2 separate regions of the Mus musculus genome follow, and region 2 is linked to region 1. The links are chromatin loops, found by intact Hi-C in ENCODE. Cell type or tissue: left cerebral cortex. All regions are shown on one strand. Region 1 overlaps Bbs4 (Bardet-Biedl syndrome 4 (human)). Region 2 overlaps Arih1 (ariadne RBR E3 ubiquitin protein ligase 1).

Region 1 (2,500 bases):
TCCTGAGTTCAATTTCCAGCACCCACATGGTAGCTCACAAACCATATGTAATGGGATCTGGTGCCCTCTTCTGGTGTGTGTAGACAGAGCACTTATATACATAAAATAAAAGGTGGTTGTGAGCCACCATGTGGGTACTAGGAATTGAACCCCAGTCCCCTACAAGAGCAGTAAATGCTCTTCACAAATTGAGCCACCTCTAGCCCTTCAAAATATTATTCTTACAAAGAATTTCTGTGATTTGTAAAAGACCTGTTATCTGAGTATAGATGCTGGAAGCAGAATGGGTAAATCTCAGTTAGCTTACTACGGGCTTCCCCTTAGTAACACTTTGCTTGCTTCTACCCATCTAGTGATGACTGATTGGATTAAAGGCTTTCTCTGATTTTAGCTCTTCTTCCTCCTCCAGTTTTTCTGATGCCAGCCTCTACTTCTAAGAATATGGCTTATTTTCTGTATTTTCTATTATTTGGCAGCACTGATTTTTCGCCTGGAAGGAAATATCCAAGAATCCCTAGAACTCTTTCAGACATGTGCTGTTCTCAGCCCACAGTGTGCTGATAATCTCAAGCAGGTGGCCAGATCTTTGTGAGTACTGGAACAATCACAGAAGACCACATAAAATGCTGTCTTTTGAAGTGATTTTTGGGAAAAAACTTATTGCTATATCAGCCAGATGTTTGCTATGTGGGACAATGAGTAATAAGTATGATGGGCTTCATCTTGAAGAGCATGGATTAATCTGGAAGTCAGCTAGTATTAAGGAACTCCGGACCTTCTAGTTGATGAGAACAGTGTATTATCCCATAACTCTTCTATAATCACATGGGCAAGACATAGCGTGTTGGTTTGATGTTAGGTGGAATATTGACATATAGTAAACGTGAGGTATTTTGAGCACATGGCCTGCGGATCCCTCTGGAAATACTTGTAAAGTCTTCATAAACATTTTCACACCCTAGTGTTCCATGCAGTGCCATCTCCATGTTCCTCCCCACACTGCCTTTCTTACTGGCATCATTTTCATATAGAACTCAGTTCTCTTCAAATTCATGATCAAAAAGAGACCTGGGTTGAGGAGGAAAAGGATCCGCCCTTACTGGGCAAGGTTGGAGATGATGGTGGCTATGCTTCATGGCATATGGTTTGACCTTTTGTTGGTTTTGTCTACTTTTAGTTTTATTTTTTATGTTTTTGGTTTTATTTTGCTTTTTCGAGACAGGGTTTCTCTGTATAGCCCTGGCTGTCCTGGAACTCACTTTGTAGACCAGGCTGGCCTCGAACTCAGAAATCCGCCTGCCTCTGCCTCCCAAGTGCTGGGATTAAAGGTGTGCGCCACCACGCCCGGCTGTCTACTTTTATAAAACAATACAGATAGTAGTTACAGAAGAATGCCACCAACATTGGTGTGTGATGACCTTACTGTCTTAGAACAGCGCTGACACAAGCTCTGCCTCAAGAGCTTCTGCTTTTGGGGCGCAATGGTGCCCCCTGCCGTTCCCATACAACCAGCTCAACTTTTTGAAAAATACTTATACAATTTTTAGCTCTGGAACATGTGTAAAATGTGAATTTGTAGAGTTAATCCTACAGGAGTTTAGGTTAGCTGGGTGTGGCAGTGCACACCATAACCCTAGTACTTGGAGCTGAAGGCATGAGGACCGGTTCCAAGTTATCCTTGGTCACACAGTGCATTGGGGGCTAGTTGGAATTACGTAAGGACCTGCCTCAAAAACAAACCAAAAGTAATGAATTGAGGAAGTAATAATTATAGAAAATTTATCTTCACAGGTTTCTTCTGGGAAAACACAAAGCTGCCACTGAAGTATATAATGAAGCAGCTAAACTTAACCAGAAAGACTGGGTAAGTGAGAAACAGCATTTCTTTCTCAGCAAATAGCTCTTTTTTTATTTTTTATTTTTTTGTTTTTCGAGACAGGGTTTCTCTGTGTAGCCCTGGCTGTCCTGGAACTCACTTTGTAACCAGGCTGGCCTCGAACTCAGAAATCCGCCTGCCTCTGCCTCCCAAGTGCTGGGATTAAAGGCATGTGCCACCACCCCCAGCTCTTTTTTTATTTTAATAAGGTCTCAATTTGTGTAGCACTGGCTGACCTGAAATGCATTATGTAGAGCAGGCTGGCCTCAAACCCAGAGAGATGGGTCTGCCTCAGTGGTACTCAGCCACTGCCTAGGGCTTGGCTAGAGCTCTTAGATGTTCACTGTCTTTGATTCTGTCCTCAGCACGGCATTTCTGCGTAGCTTTGTAGACTTTGGTTTATATTTTGCAGCTGTTAGTGTGGCTGACAGGTTTGTACTGGTGTGATTCCAGCCGTGGTTTCCCATGTCATTTCCAAGAGCTTTAGAGGTCACGTTGGTACATTTGGAGTTCGTAAGCATCAGCAGCAGATGTCTTCATATGTACTTTGCATATTTCCCCTATCTGCTTGGCAGTCAGCAGCTGTTTCTTTTGACTTTCTTTGTGTTATGAAAACTTTAAGTG
Region 2 (2,500 bases), 49 kb before region 1:
ATCTGCAGTGTAATGTGTGGTTCACCTGTTAAGTAGGACTTGAAATTTAGAACAAGAAGAGTAAAAGGCTTAAATGTAACAAATTCTTTTAGCTATGTCCGGTATAGAGCACTTGGGGGATGGGATGGGGTGGGTTGGTGAGACAATCAGATCGATAAATTGATTAAATGCTCCTAACCCTGTAATTTTGTGCATAGAGCACCTTGTGCTGTGGAAATAACTGTTCTTAGATTTTCATTGTAACTGGACTGTTCAGGTTGCCCAGAGGGAAAGAACATTCCTAATTCTAATAAAATAAACTTTTATTTTGTTATTCCATTAGTTACTTATGTTTATTTTTATAGTTGAAAACCGATAACTTAGGTGGGTAACTGCCACCTGTATAATGTGCCTTATTCACTGTTCCTATTTAATATAAACTGTCAAGATTTGGTTCAAGTTCTATGTAAGGAACTGTGAATGAGACCATTCCCAACATTTAGTTTGGCTAATTGAAACTTTTCAGAAGTATTTCTGAAAGCTTTCTGGTTTCTGCCTCTTGAACATTGACTTTAAATTGTTGTTTGTGTTTTAGTAGTGATACACACTTAGATGTTCTGTACATCTTGGAATGTCAGTTTTTTATAGATGAGATATTTAAAACATTCTAGCCTCAAAAGGAATCAGCTTTCACATAAAAGCTGATAGTCCCTATTTATGGATAGTAACGTGGTACTATCAAACCAGACCTGACTTTTATCACATCTATACTCTAGTTTGTCACTTTCTTTTTTAAAAAAAAAAAAAAGTGGAGTAAAGATTGCTGTTTGACGGAATAGGGAAATAAGATTTAATAACTTGCCTAAAGTTTCACAATGTCTTCTATCTGAGACCAGAGTGATATCCAACTACCTCTGTACAGTTTTCTTATTCTGGTCTCAGAATGACGTAGCATCCAGAACCAGAAGAAGTGGCTTTTTGCATTCTTTGTCAACTGTAATGCCCAGCAGTGCCCCTTTGAGAGGGTTACTGCTTCATCCAGGATTGTCCTGCCTCTCCGAGAAACCAGCCTTGAGTAGAAAAGCCCTTCCCTACTTGCAGGCTGGGCAGCTAGTCCCTATGCTCACATTTGAGGTCATAGTCCCCAATGGCAGCCAGACCACGAGTTACACTCGAAAATAAATAGCTTGGTGTAATTCAATAGGGTATTTGCAGTTGTTGGCCTGTCCCTTTCCAGTGTAGAGAATCTGGACAGGCTGCTGGGACTTGTTACAGGATCTCTTTTTATAGATGATCGCTGAAAATGCACAGAGCAGCTGCTAATCTTTTGAGTTCTAAAAACAAGTTCTCAATGTAGCCCAAGTTGGTCTAGGATTTATGTAGCCAAGGATGGCCTTGAACTTCTGATCTTCATGCTTCTACCTCTTAAGTGCTAGGATGACAGGCATGTGCCACTAAGTCCAGCTTAGCATGTAACCATAGGATCTCAGCATTTATTACTGCAATTGGAGAGTGTGGTAGGAGTTTTTTTAGGGTTAATTTTTAAACCAAGTATCAGCACTGTAGCCCAGGCTGACCTCCAATTTAGAGCTTTCCTCCTGCCTCTCTGCCTCCTATTCACTGGGATTACAGGTATGCACCTATCAACTTGGGAGTTGAGGGTTTTTTGTTTTGTTTTTTTTTTTTTTAAGGTAAACAACAGTGGGAAAACGGCTCCTTCATAAATGAAAACTGTGCACTCTTAAGTTTTTTTTTTCCATTTATCTTTGGGGAAGTTGGTACATATTTTAAAGAATGTGCATCTGTTAGTTTTTCAAGCTGAATTAACCAACCTAGAAGCTCTCACTTGGAAGTCAATGTGACTAAGAATAAAGACAACTTTAGGATTTTCTTGGTGTATTTGTGTCGGTTCTTCCACCCCCTCACCCAGCTGCTACTACTGATCTTTCTCTAGGGGAAGTGATAATGCTTGCTTCAGAAAAAACATTTTTTAACTGATAATGATTGTGGTGGTTTTCAGGGTAGTTGCCAGTTTACAAATCAGTCACTTTGGCACTTAGCATCTCTAAAAATGAATCCATGTGGGATCTAGGGATACCAAACTCAAAAGCATATATACAAGTCAGGTAAATAGGGTTAGACTGCACCTATTAGCTGAATTCTAATAAAATACTATTAAATCACTATACATTGTTAAACTGTGACCATGCTTGTCTGGTTTGATATATTCTGTTAAACTATGTTTCTTTTTAAAAGGGGGGGGAAATTAAGGGGGGGCAAAGAAAGTAAATAAAGCCTAGTTACAAGTCGTTATTATTTAACCTAGGTCTTTTGTTTGCTAGTTACTTTTCTATTGCTATGACAAAGGACAATAACCAAGGCATTGAAAGTAATTGTGCTTACAGTTCAGATGGTTAGAGTCTGAAAGTTCATATCATGACTCAAGTAGAAAGCAGAGCACACTGGGAATGATGGCATGAGAGATTTTTAAAACCACAGAGCCTGCCTCCAGTGACAAACC

The links. Hi-C counts contacts between places; a loop is a spot of excess contacts. Peaks named below come from ENCODE experiments on the same cell type or tissue, not always from the same donor. Only the 100,000 strongest peaks of a DNase experiment are listed, where the experiment ranks them.
Region 2: it touches region 1 in a loop (1.8-fold over the local background); 5 of 42 quality-filtered maps call a loop at or near these places.

Annotation. Positions count from the first base shown.
Region 1 is chr9:59,339,175-59,341,674 of GRCm38, reverse strand. Bbs4 (Bardet-Biedl syndrome 4 (human)) reads left to right here. Exons shown (of 16, transcript NM_175325.3): 5 at 477-588; 6 at 1,792-1,864. Among named protein-coding and RNA genes, the nearest start is that of Bbs4, 13 kb to the left of the region's middle. In left cerebral cortex, CTCF peaks have their summits at 61 (motif pointing left) and 1,495 (motif pointing left); no DNase peak of the experiment used is centred here.
Region 2 is chr9:59,387,922-59,390,421 of GRCm38, reverse strand. Arih1 (ariadne RBR E3 ubiquitin protein ligase 1) reads left to right here. Exons shown (of 14, transcript NM_019927.2): 14 at 1-1,868. Among named protein-coding and RNA genes, the nearest start is that of Bbs4, 36 kb to the right of the region's middle. In left cerebral cortex, no CTCF peak of the experiment used is centred here; DNase peaks (open chromatin) are centred at 1,274 and 1,891.